Regions from separate parts of the Mus musculus genome. Here all the other regions are linked to region 2. A link is a contact called in ENCODE POLR2A ChIA-PET data. All regions are on one chromosome and are shown on one strand. The core of a region is the stretch at or near the end of the contact, and the rest is flanking DNA. Distances in the headings are between cores, read along the strand shown. Region 1 holds the start of Lmna (lamin A). Region 2 holds the start of Pmf1 (polyamine-modulated factor 1). Region 3 holds the start of Tsacc (TSSK6 activating co-chaperone).

Region 1 (4,282 bases), core at 130-2,629, 93 kb after region 2:
GAGCTTCCAAAACCCTTAAGTCACCAAACAGAGAGGGCCCAGACTGGGGTGTCCCCGACTCAGGCATAACAGAATTTCCAGAGCCATTAGCTTCTGTGCCCGGTCTCCCTCCCCACCCTCCCTTGCATTCCTCGACCAGGGAGGCCAAGGGCTGTGGGAGCTGCGGGGGAGCAGATCTCCTGGTGTGCTTCTGGTGGGCCTGAGAGTCTAGGAAAAGCTCCAGACATTCTCAGCTCCTAGAAAGAACCAGGAGAAGGCCGTGCTTACACAGCCATGGGAGAAAGGGGCTATGCAGCCTTGGTAACTCCATTACAGTACCACTGGACAAATGTCAGTGTGGGCGCTATGTCTTAGTGGACATCATGTGTTCAGAGCCACGTTGGGCAAGATTGGCAAAGTGCCAAACCTACCAAGAAAGTTCTAATAAAACCCTTTCACCCATTCTGATGTGTCCCGGGCGGCGTTCGGGAGTTCCAAGACCTGGTAGAGCCTGTTCTACCTTCCTCAAGCCCATCCCCCAAGCTCCAAATGACTGAAAAATCCCACCTTGACAGCATAGGCCCTGTCACCAACGCTACTTGGTCTCAATGCCCCCACCACTCTTTATATCCCCCACCCTCTCACAGAGACCCCCTCCCTTCTATGTCCTATCATGTCTATTACCCTTGGCACTGCCAGTCACCCGCGGGAGGCAGTTCCGGGGAGGGAGGGGACTAGATGGCCAGTTACAGGCGACTGCTGCCTCCCTGGTGCCGGCCGGCCGGGCCTCACTCACCGAGCCTTCAGCTCCTTGAACTCCTCACGCACTTTGCTCAGCTCTAGCTGGAGGCGGGCGCGCTCCTTGGCCACAGAATCAAGGGTCTTGCGGGCATCCCCCAGCTCGGCCTCGTAGGCCGCCTTGATGCCGGACACCTCTCGGCTGACCACCTCTTCAGACTCAGTGATGCGAAGGCGCAGCCCCGCGTTCTCGGTCTCCAGGGAACGCACGCGATCGATGTACACGGCCAGGCGGTCATTGAGCTCCTGCAGGTCCTCCTTCTCCTGCAGCCGGGTGATCCGAGTGGGCGACAGTGGGGTAGAGCTGGCCTGCGCCCCACTGCGGGTGGCGCGCCGCTGTGACGGGGTCTCCATGGCCGGCAGGGTGACAGTGCTGCCCGCTGGGCAGGGGTCCCGAGAAGGGCGCGGGACTTGGACAGAAGGACAGAGGCTGCTCAGGGGGACAGCGAGCCGGCGAAGCTCGCTCCTGGCAGGCGTGGAGATCTGGGCTGGGCGCTGGCGCACCTCGGGATCTGGGTTGGCTGGTGTTGAGGCTGAGGCAGCGTTCCCGCGAACACTGAGTCACTGACAGCCAGGCAGAGGCTCTAATAGGCCCTCCTCTACAGGGGGTGGATCCACTGCTCTTAAAGGAGCCATCCTGTACCCAAAGGGGCGGGGGCAGGTATGGTGAGGAGGAGCCAGCATGCCAACCCTCACTCTGCAGAACACCCCTTTCTGGCCTGGGGCTTCACAATGTTGGTTCCTGCCTACTCAACTCTAAGCTTGCCTTTGGCCTTCTGGAGTAAAGAGCAGAGCCAAAGAATTTGAGTGGGTGGGCAAAGGGTAGTGGTGAGGGACCAGGGGAAGTAGGTGCAAAGTGAGGGAGAGGATCAGGCATCCCCAGAGAGCCAAGGAAGTTGGGGGGAGGGCTGAAGCTGCTGCCCATCAGTGACTCACCCCACTTCCACCACTGGCTCCCCTTTCCTCAGTAGTAATAGTGAGTCACCTCTCCCCCGCGCACAGAAGCGGCCAATCCAGGAGAGTGGAATGGCAAAGGAATGGCTGTGTTTTTAGGTAACTGAGGGATTACTTTATGCCCTCAAATTTGGGGGCAAAGATCAAGGACCTCGGGAAAAAACAAAAAACAAAACCCAAACCTATGCACTTCCCTTATATTTTTGGCTTTAAAACCAAACATTGGGTTTTAGATCTAAGAAATAAGCCTCAGTCCCCAAGAGAAGGCCAAGAATAGAAGCCAGAAGTTGGCCCCGCCCACTCCCCCCTCCCCTTTCATTTGGACCTAGACAGCTGGAAAAAGGGGCTGCTGAAATCCCTCGTTTCAGCCCCTTTCTTCAGCTCACTCCACCCAACCAAATCCAAGACTGTACTTATTTTTTTCCAGGACTGTACTTATTTTAATGGATAATTTAAAACAGATACCAGAGCTGTGCTGTGCGTGCATTCAGCACATGGCCAGGACACCAGGTTCCAGATTTTTGTGGCTTCGAGAAGGGCCTGAAAAGAGGAACGGGGTCAGAGGGTTGTTAATGCAGGGTCTCCATCCTGGTTCCATCTTAAACGGTGTGAGCAAGAACAGCAAAGCTACCCCCTCCTCAGCCACTGCATGCCTGTCTAGCCAGTTCTGGGTGGGCCCTGACTAGATGATCTCCCAATACAGTAACCTGGTCCCCTGGTTCCATGTCCCGGGGTCTCCAGCCTCCATCAAAGACTCCCGATCAGCTGTCTAATCCTCTCCTGTAACCCTAGCCTAAGCCTTACTGGCCCTGGCATCCCCTTCTGCCATGTTCCTTCCCCTTTTGCCATGTGCTTTCCCCTGTCCATTGCTGATTAGCTTGCAGTTCCTGCAGGTCCAGGCAGTGGGCTTGAGTTGGGACTCTTAAGAGATTTTGTTGTTGCTGCTGCTTTTTTTGTTTTTTTTTGTTTTTTTTTTTGTTGTTGTTGTTGGTGGTGGGGGGGGGGTTTGTTTTTTTGTTTTTTTGTTTTTTTCTTTTTTTGGTTTTTCGAGGCAGGGTTTCTCTGTATAGCTCTGGCTGTCCTGGAACTCACATTGTAGACCAGGCTGGCCTTGAACTCAGAAATCCACCTGCCTCTGCCTCCCGAGTGCTGGGATTAAAGGCGTGCGCCTGGCGCTTTGTTTTTTCAAGACAGAGTTTCTCTATGAACTTCTGGCTGTCCTAGAACTCATTTTGTACACCAGGCCAGCCTCGAACTCAAAGATCTGCCTGCCTCTGCCCCCAGAGTGCTGGAATCAAAGGCACGTGCCACTGCCACTGCGCTGGGTTCTGGGAGAGTTCTTATTTCTGTGAGGGTGACTCCAGTGTGGTGAGGACCCAGGATGCATCTAGGGGAGGGAACCTAGGACATGGCTTCCTTTCCCTGTAGTCCCTCGGGCTGTGTGGTTGCCATTCAACTTCCCAGACAAAACAACAGCAAAAACCATTTCTTCTGCTTCTCCCTCCCCTACTTCCTAACCAAGAAGCAGAGGCGGGTGGGTGAGCCAGTGGTGGAACGTGAGCAGTGGGGCTCATGCTGTTCCCTGTTCCCGCTGTCTCAGCCCTTCCTACCCACCCCCCAATCCCTCCCTGGCCTGGCTTCTCTTCCTGGCTTCAGTAGCAAAACCACATTTAACCCTTCTTATCCTACCCGCCCCCATTTTGTGGAAAAGGTACGAAGGAGGGCTTTCATCCCAAACTGTACTGAGCTCTTAGCAAAGTATCTGTGTCACCACTACAATCAAGATGGCTTTAGTCCTAAATCTGATCTTCAGAGGGAGTCCTTCCACCCTAATCCCTAATTCTGTGTCCCAAAGACCAGTGTCTGCCTTCCTCTGTGAAAGCACAAACCAATGCCAGGAGCTTCGCGAGCGAGCAGGAGAGGCCAGGCATGACAGAAGATGAGCAGCTCTCAACCATGCCTCTCCTTGTTGTGACATGAACTCTACACCTGCCTTCCCTGGTCAACTGTCACATGAGCAAAGTGGCAGACAAAGACCTGGGGACTGGGCTCCCAGGGCGTGGAGTTCTGCAAACCAAGCCACAGAGCCAGAGCCGAGCCGCACTCCCCTGCTTGGTGTCACAAGAGCCTCTTCCCACTGGCAGAGAAGGGTGGGGAGGGTCCAAACCGAGAAGAATGTATATTAAAGAGCAGCCTGGAACACAAAACTGGATAATGAGTTCCACATGGAACCCAGAAGTCTGGGGGCCGGAGCTTCTTGAAATCCAACATGGAGTCAGAGGGGTTGTTTGGTGCTTGCCGTCAGGACCAGAGGGCGCTGCTCTGTGTGCCTGGCCGCCTCTAACTCCTCCTCCTGGGAGTGCTATGAGGGAGGAACATGAGGGACTGAGCCTTGGGTATCTGTGTACACACCAAGTTCTATTCTGTGCCCTCTAAGGAAGAAATGCATCTGGCCTGTCAGTCTTGGGTGGGTTACCTCATGTCTTACGGGCTCAGTTTCCTCCACCTCTACGAGGAAGTTCTGACAGTAGGTAACACACACTGTGCAGAA
Region 2 (4,374 bases), core at 1,354-3,853:
GTGATCATGTTTCTAAAGGCTGAATGGGTAAAGGTAATTTCTGCCAAGCCCGGTGACCTGAGTTTGACCCCTGTGATTCACAAGGTAGAAAGAAATGACAGAGAAATGGTTGTGAAAGTTATCCTCCGACCTCCATACACACATAGGGAGATATAGACCAGACTTCAGGGAAATAAGCTTGGAATATTAAGGAGGTGGCTGCTCAAGGGCTATGTATTGTGTACATGGGCAAAGATGCAGTTGTCATGGGAACGGTTGGAAGACTGACTGGTACCTGGCCCTGTCCTAAGCATTCTAGGTGAGTTAGCTTATCAAGTCCTCACAGGATCCTTGTGATGACCATCCATTACCATCATCCCCAATACTCAGATGACCAAGAACTGGTAGACAGAAGCTTGTCCAAGGCCGCTCAGCTGGGATGTGATGAAGCCAGCTAGAATGTACACTCCACCATTCAGAGAAGGGAGAACCCAAGAATCTGAACTATAGAAGGGCCAAAGGGATTGAAGCAGAGACTAAGACCTGCACAGGTTGACTCAAAAGGACGGACTTGGGAGGTAAGACTAAGATGACGCAGCCTGACGAAGGCAGAAACCGTGAAGACAGAGTAAGAGGAGATCTGGACAGGCAGATCTGCACTCAGACATGAATTCTCACCACGACCAATTACCTGAACCTGCAGAGTGGGTAGGGAGTTTCTATGGCTCATACATAAAACTACTCTTTCTGTGTAGTACTGTTTCCTGAATGCCAACCAGCTTTGCTATTTCTGAGCCTGGAGGTAGAGCCCCAGGCCTCCCAGCAGCTCCATCACTGAGCCCTACCTACCACTGAGTCCCATCGCCCTCACCTCCTTGCCTTTCTTTAGTTTAAAATGCCAGCAACTGAGGCACAATTGATGTTCGCTCTTTCCTTGGGCTTAACATAACTATATAAATCACACCCTGCCTAGAGCATCCCAGGCCATAGCACTGGATCAGGATATGGTAAGACCTTAGCCCCTCAGCCTCATGGGACCCACTCCTCTGTAACAAGCTGCTGGCTGCACTGTGTCCTGGTGGGAGACCTGGCTTCTCTCTGAATAGTACTAACTGGCCTTTACCCTGGGCTCCACTAATACCACCAACCCAGTCTCTTCTGGCAGGTTCAAATGTCACAAGACACAGAAAAGGAATCCCTTGCTTGCTGCAGCTAAAGAGAAAGACTGTTTCAGAAGGTCCAGGAGACTGCCAGGACCAAAAAAAAAAAGATTTCGCTTTTGGAGAGACAAGGCAGGGGAGTGCAGATAGCAGGGCCATGTGCGACTGCATCTTTATATTGTGAAACCTAAGATTGGCACTTCTGGCAGTTGGGCCTTAGCCAGGCCAACGAAAAGGACAGCAGGGCAAGAATTTGAGGTCCACCTGAAGCCAGCATGTCCAGTCTTCCTCTAGTCACTGTGGAAGTCACTAGAGCTCTGCTGGCTGGAGCGGGAAGGCATGGGAGGTGGCGAGCACTGAGCCTATAGTCTTTTTTTTTTGAGACAAGGTTTCTCTGTAGCCCTGGCTGTCCTGGAACTCACTCTGTAGACCAGGCTGGCCTCAAATTCAGAAATCCGCCTGCCTCTCCCTCCCAAGTGCTGGGGTTAAAGGCTTGCGCCACCACTGCCCGGCTAACATTCCTTTTTTTAAAATGTTAATTTGATTCGGTCATGTTTATGTCTAGGTATTTTGCCTGCACGTATGTATTTGCACCATGTACATGCTTAATGCCCACCAGAATAGTGTCAGATCCCCTGGAAGTGGAGTTACAAGTGGGTGTGAACCACCATGTAGGTGCGCTGCAAGATCTGCAAGATCAACGAGTGCTCTTACCACTGAGCCCAGGACATTCCTGGTTATGAGGCCTGGCACACCAGCCTGTAAGGACAGCCACTCATTTCTGAGTTCGAGACCAGCTTGGTCTACAGAGTGAGTTCCAGGACAGCCAGGGCTACAGAGAAATCCTTTCTCAAAAAAAAAAAAAAAAAAAGACTGCAAGCTCAGTGCTTGCCACCTCCCGCGCGCTCCAGCCAGCAGAGCTCTGCGCTCATCTGGCGCCCTGGCGCGTTAGGTCTACGTAAGCAGATGACCTCTGGGGAAGGACGTCGGCTGCCCTAAGGCTGCCGCGGGCCCCAGGCTGCTGCCTTGCGGGACGGTGGAGAAGACAGCAACTGCAATCCGACCTTCCCTCTACTCCTCCGCAAACCGCGGCGAGAGGTTTCAGGGGAGCAGCCCTGCTCCACCGCGGCGGGTCGCCCACGTGACTGCGCCAAGCGTATCTCGCGGGACTTACGATCCTGCGACAGACCTCCCGCCACCTCTCCCCATTGGTCGCCACCTACCTCCTGTCGGCGACTAGCTTCTGGAGGAAAGTGTCTACTATGGCGTCCAGGAGTTTCACCCTGGGGATGGTCGCGTCCCCTGGCACAGCTTCCGGAGAGGAGCCCTCAGGCCCCCTTTCCGCAGCCTCGCTATCTCGGCTCACCTCAGCCATGTTGAAATTGAACCGCCAAAATAAACTGGCCCTGCAGCTCCTCCCAACAGGACCTCCGATTGGAGGCCGCGGAATGCCCGTCACGGAGCCGGATGGGGCGGGGCAGTGGCCGAGGACGAGGAATTAGTTCTCAGCTCCGGGGGGAGGGAGGGGGGGAAGGGCAGAAAACAAAACCCAAAAGCCAGAGTTTAGGGGCTCAATAAAAACTTTTAATTACATTTCAAAGATCTCATACAGTGCAACAGTGAATATTCGCAGCTAATCTCCTCGAGTCCATTTCTAGCTAATGCTGAATGTGCATTCTTTCCCATGTGCCTCTATCCAGCCCTCCTGTCTTGCCGAGTTTCTAATTTGTGTGTTGACCAATGGGTCAACATTTCTAGCTGTTTTGGTCTCCAGTTTTGGAAAAATGGCCGCCCACTGGCTCATCTTCACCAAGGCCAATCCCAGACCCTGACCTTGGGAGAGTAGGAGTTCCGACACGGGGGTGCCTTTTACCTTTATATCCAAGGTCCTTTCAAACACAAGGGGAAAGAAGGAAAGGGAGATAGGACAAGAAAGGGAGAGGCTTAAACACCGGACAAGAAAAGTCGGGAAGGAGTAACCTAAGGTATGAAAGGTGGGAGGAACCTATGTCCACACTCTGCCCCGTTAGGAAAGACCAAAGAGCAGAGCTGTCCAATCACAAAGGTCTTGATAGTGAAAGCCTGAGAGGGGCCCTTGCTCCACTGTATTGATAGGTCTTAAGGTAGAGGTGAGGAGCGAAAGGATTTAAAATGATCTGTGGGCTTCACCCTTCAGATGACTATGGGCAAGATTGAAGGGCTCTCTCAATAAAGTGCAGGAAGTGGGGCCTGGCGGCGTCCTGTAAACCTGGAACTTAGGAGGTGGAGGAAGATGAAGAGTTCTAGGCTACCCTCTGCTACATAATGAATTCAAACCCAGCCTGGGATATATGAGACCCTGTCTCAAAAAACAAACCAAAATGCTGAGACATTAGTAGAGGGCTCAGAAGGAAACAAATACAGACTACAGCGAGTAGTAGGAGGTGTGTGTGTGGAGACTGGGTCAAGTCAGGATGGAAGAATGTGGAGCAGCCGTGAGAAACATGAAGGCTTCAGTTAGCACCTTCCAATTTGGCACCATGGCATTTCCCAAGCATCTCCCAGGCTGAAGAGCAAGATCTGCCTGCTTTCTTCCCTCCCATTCCTGGATGTGCCTCTCTGCCACCAACACAGGCTCAGTAGAGGCAGGGAAGAGGGACGCTCCTGAGGAAAGCATCAATGGTTTTGGCAGTAAGAGGCTGGTAACCAGGTGGACCTGGCCTTGGGTGCCTTCCTGACTGTATTTTTTTTTTTTTTCTGTTGCCAGCACAGGGTACCATGACTGGGATGATACTTCACAACCAAGGACAAGAAAAAAAAGGATAGTTCATATTCCAGAGTCCCACTGTGAGACACCTGTTGCTATTCATCTGGGTGGCAGGTGTGCCTGTGGCACTGCTGCCTCGGGCTCAGAACCTCCGTTGTACCTCCAGGGCTTGGCTCAGCTGGCCTGAGGAGATAAGAGTGAGGAACACACATCCAAGCCAGTGGCTCTTTCCCAACCTGGCTTCAGGGCAAAGTTCCAAGGACAGTGTTCTCTAGTAAGTCTGACCCACTTATAACTATGCCCCTCTACTGTAGTCACCTGGGCCAATGAAGGCCAGCAGCTCATGCGGTTCCCGGGCCTGAGGGACAGGGAAGGGGGATAAAGAATTGGGATCTGTGTCACAGTTTTCCACTTCTCCAAGGAGTGGGGTCTGACAGCAGACTGAGCTATGAGGGTGAGTTGGCTCATTCACAGATGTTCAGCTACACA
Region 3 (4,486 bases), core at 447-2,946, 110 kb before region 2:
CACCTTTTTCCTTAGTTTCATTTCTGAAACCCTGAGTGAATGGGGAAGGCTGGCTTCTGAGGGAGGGGACACAGGGGCTGTGACACACCTTTTTCCTTAGTAGGGTTACTAGTGTGCTGCTCCATCTTGACAGCAACAGGTCTGGTGCCTGGGAAAGAATAATAGGGTCACATGGTCAAACAACAGTGTCTTCTTTCCTAAGCACTCCCCTGAAAGCCCGAAGTGTAACAGTATATAACAGTGTATACACTATCTCATAGAGGTGTCTGGTTTTAAATGTAAAATTTTTAAGTTTTAATTATGTGAATATGTACATATATGAGTAGATCTCCCTTGAGTGAGAGGTGACTGTGAGCAGCCAGACATCAGTTCAAGGAATTGTGCTGAGGTTCTCTGCAAGAGCAATATACCCTCTAAGCCCACTGAGCCTTCCCTCCAGGCTGCCTCCCTTATGTGGTCCAGGGAGACTGAAGCCACTGAAAATCGCTATCCTCTTGACTCAGCCTCTGGAGTTTATTACAGGGGTGTGCTACCACACCAAACAAACAACTGTTCTGAAATTGTTAATTTTTCTCCAATTCCCTTCGGCAGTTTTTGTTAGTGCCTTTTCACTGCAGAAGACAAAGCATACCAAATACGAACTTTAAATCTATCACAAACATGTCATGACTCTTTGAGACTTCTGTTTAATTACTAGCCTTATTTTTTTTGTTGTTTTGTTTTGTCTTTTTCCTATATGGGGTGATCTGGCAAGAGGCTTGTCTCCAGTTTGAGATCAGCCTGGTCTTTACGACGAGTTTTAGGCCAGCCTTAGAACTCTGGTAAAGATAATACGGTAATTAAAAAAACAAAAACTCTAGTTTCTTTTGTCACTAACCAGTGACCAGGCTGGGGGGGAGGGGGCGAAGAAGACTCATAATACTGCAAGAAACACGACTTAGGATATTCGGGGGAAATGTGAGCGATCCTCCTTTATGTCTTTTTGCCTTAGACTCAACGTATTTTTCTAAGAAGTAAGACATTAGGACAGGAGAGATAGCTCAACAGTTAAGAGCAATAGATGGTCCCGCAGACAGGGTTACTTCCTAGCACCCACGTGGCGGTTCACAATCAATTCCAGTTCCAGAGGATCAGACTCCCGCTTGATCGCCTCTCACAAGTGGTGCACCTACATACGCACAGGCAAAACAACCATACACATAAAATAAAAAATAGGTACATCTAAAGAACAAGAATTTTCCTTCCTTTTCTTTAAAAAAGAAAACCAGCGCGTCTAGAGCAGTAAACCACAACTCCCAGCATGCTCCGGGGAGGCGGGGAGCCGAGTCGTTGCCTCCCCGCCCCGTAGGACAACTTCCACTTTTACACTGCCTCAATCTCTCGGGCCACGACGGGTATTTCTGGCTCCTCTACTCCTCCCTACCGCTAAGGCTGAAATAAAAAGTAGAGAACTATCATGCCTTCCTTGGCCTTCACGGTCGGACGAGAACCGATGGACAAAACAGAGCTTCATGATCTTACCTACAGCATTAATCCAAAGCCTCCACCCCAGCACCCACCCTCTAGTGGGTACTCATGCGCTGTAGCGAGCCAGCTAACTGCCCGTGCTTTGGCGCTTGCGCAGACATTCTGGCCGCACGCGGCCGGGAGCGGCCACGCCAGTGCGCAAGCGCTTGCGTCTCCCAGTCCCCTACATCATGCCCTCTCTATCTAACTTGCCTTGCCTTTCTTGCGTAGAGGGCGGGGCTAATACTGTCGATTGGCCTATGTTTTTGTCAATCAATAAAATGAGTTTGGTGATTGGCGGCACTTCAGAGGTTAGCAGGTTTCTGTGTCATTCCTGAGGAGGCAGCGTTTTCTTCGCTGCTCTTCTCTCCAGAAGGTTCTGCCGATTCCCCCCAGCTCTGGAGAGTCGGCTCTGCGTCGTGCCGCCATGATGGGCCACCGTCCAGTGCTCGTGCTCAGTGAGTTCAGGGAAGGGATGTCTCTCTCCGCCCCTCTCTCCCCAAGCTGGCCAGTGTTGCCCAGCTCCGTCCCGCCATGACTCGGCCCTCGTGCCTTCCAGTGGTCTTTTCGCCTTGGACCAAGCTCCTTCCCCACTTTTCTTCTCTTGCCTCTCCTGTCGCCTTCTTTTGACAAAATGACTTTCCGCTCTCGGAGTCGCTAGTCTTTACGTGTGCTTCATCCTATTCGCGTTCGGTTCTTTAGTCGCCACCCTCCACGCCCCCGTGTCCTTTACAGCATGATTTCCGTGTAGATAGTAATGATGGTTCTTAACGGTAGGCCTTGCTTCCTATGCTCGGTCCATCCCTCCGTAGAGGCGTGACTTAACGGCAACTCGCTTGATTGATACTTTAGCATCAGTATTTAGGAGGCTGTAGTAGAGTTGTTAAGTTGATAAGTAAAAGCTGCCTTTACCGGCAGATCGAATCGGAAGTGGCATCTTTTCAGTAGCGGTCATTCAGCAACCCTTGTTCGGAAATGACATTCCTGGCGTTCCCGATCTTGGATGTGATCTTTCCCACCAGCCAGTTCTCCCAAATTCCTTTCCTGGTTTTCTTTCCTCTTTAGGGAACGCCACTCATCTCAGTAAAGAGCACCAGTTCCTTGTCAGTTACCTGAGCTATTGAGAATAACTCAGTAAGCCTGGGTCAAAGTTAAACATAGTAAAGAGAAAAACAGATTTAGTCTGGCCACACTGGGAGGAGAGACAAAGGTGTTCAGTGACACTACCTCTCCTACACACTCGTAGACGAGTCCATGAGGTTTTAAGCAGCAGGCCAGATTTGTAAGAAGTCATTATTTTCTGCTCTAGTCTCCTGAGAGAAGTTTACCTACAGGGTGGCTCTCAGGCTTTAGTCTTTTTCCTGTTCTATCGTGAGATTCCTTGGCTTGTGATTGATATTTTGTTTGTTTTCGTCTGTGTATGGCACCAAGATTCCCTGGAATTGGAGTTACAGGCAGTTGTGAGCCACCTTGAGGGGCTGGGAATTGAAGCTGAACCATCTTTCCAGCCTCACAAGCAGACTTTCTTGGTCACTAATCTTTGAGACTCTGTGGCTCCTCTTCCCGGGGATGTTGTAAGGGGTGTGCAGTCTTGTGAAAAATCACTGTCCTACTGAGGCCCATTCAGGGCACTCAAGATATGAATCACTGGAAATATGTAAGCATGCATACAAGGAAAGTACTGGTCAAGACTATGAAGTTGAAGCATTTCAGGTTATCTCTTATTATACCGGGGGTTCTCTCATTATCTGTGTTTTTTGCCTGCCTCTATGTCTGTGCCTGCAGACACCAGAAAAGGACATCAGATCCCCTGGAACTGTAGTTAGAGATGATTGTGAGCTACCATGTTGGTGCTGGAAATGAATGCAGAGATCTCTGCAAGAGCTTCCAAAGGTTTTAACTACCAGGCCATCTCACTTCGTAACTGGCTAGCCTGGAACTAACTCACTTTATAAACCAAGTTGGTTGGTGTTCAAGTCACAGAAATCCATCTGCATCAGTGCTCGGATTAAAGGCATATGCTACCACGCTCAACCTTAAACAGTTGTAATTGACTGCTGGTTATACACTGAAAACTTTGTATTTATTTTTATTTTCAAAACTTGATGAATAGGGTTGGTGGTAGGATGGCTCAACAGGTTTAAAAAAAAAAAAAAAGCTCCTGACACTAAGCCTAATAATAACTGGAGGTCTTTTTGTTGTTGCTATTTTTGTTTGTTTGTTTGTTTGTTTGTTTGTTTCATTTGAGGCAGGTTCTCTATATATATGCCAAGTCACAGAGATACTCCTGACTCTGCCGTAAGTGCTGGGGTCAAAGGCATGCACCACCCTACCTGACTTGGATGACCAAGTTTGATCCCTGGCACCCATGTGATAGAAAGAAAATTAACTCTGAAAGTTGTTTTCTGACCTCACAGTTTTGCCAAGCATTTGTACACCTGATATATACATTAAAATGTAGCATTTTTTTTAAGTTAGGAAATAAAATGATTGTGTACACTGGGCTGTTGACATGTGTTTTTGTCTGTTTTAGGTCAGAACACAAAGCGTGAATCTGGAAGAAAAGTTCAGTCTGGAAATATCAATGCTGCAAAGGTAGTGCATGTTTTATGAGATAACAGCAGTTTGTTCTGGCTGACTCTCCTAATACTTCCTTATTGGTAGTAGCAAACTTCCTATGGTTCTGTACTTCATACAATGAGCAGAGGAAAACTTGCTTTTTTTTTCCAAGGCATTTCCCTGGTGGTGATACAGGAAGGGAGGTTTTTAAAAGATTTGCTTGTTTTACTTTACTGTTGGAGTGTTTTGCCTCCATGCATGTATGTATGTGTGTACATGGCATGGAAGCATAGAGGAGGTGGTCAGATCCCCCTGAAACCGGAGCTACAGGCCATTGTGAAAGTTCCCGTATCAGTGCTAGGACTTTAATCTAGGTCCTCTGAAAGAGCCCTGTCCCCTCTTGTTTGGGTAGCCTAGAATT

Evidence for each region. ChIA-PET counts read pairs that join two places held with the same protein, here RNA polymerase II (POLR2A).
Region 1: POLR2A ChIA-PET joins it to region 2 with 43 read pairs in Patski. The contact joins the promoter of Lmna here to the promoter of Pmf1 in region 2. POLR2A ChIA-PET finds 5 or more read pairs at or near these places in 4 of 5 experiments (Patski and embryonic stem cell).
Region 3: POLR2A ChIA-PET joins it to region 2 with 25 read pairs in embryonic stem cell. The contact joins the promoter of Tsacc here to the promoter of Pmf1 in region 2. POLR2A ChIA-PET finds 5 or more read pairs at or near these places in 3 of 5 experiments (Patski and embryonic stem cell).

What each region holds. Positions count from the first base shown.
Region 1 is chr3:88,501,973-88,506,254 of GRCm38, forward strand. Lmna (lamin A) reads right to left here and starts at 1,380. Exons shown (of 12, transcript NM_001002011.3): 1 at 776-1,380. The coding sequence starts at 1,131.
Region 2 is chr3:88,407,794-88,412,167 of GRCm38, forward strand. It overlaps Pmf1 (polyamine-modulated factor 1), which reads right to left and starts at 2,604. Exons shown (of 5, transcript NM_025928.4): 1 at 2,363-2,604. The coding sequence starts at 2,514. It overlaps Slc25a44 (solute carrier family 25, member 44), which reads right to left. Exons shown (of 4, transcript NM_178696.5): 4 at 2,701-4,374.
Region 3 is chr3:88,295,303-88,299,788 of GRCm38, forward strand. Tsacc (TSSK6 activating co-chaperone) reads right to left here and starts at 1,697. Exons shown (of 4, transcript NM_001357024.1): 1 at 1,522-1,697; 2 at 89-148. The coding sequence starts at 125. It overlaps Cct3 (chaperonin containing Tcp1, subunit 3 (gamma)), which reads left to right and starts at 1,833. Exons shown (of 14, transcript NM_009836.1): 1 at 1,833-1,964; 2 at 4,040-4,101. The coding sequence starts at 1,934.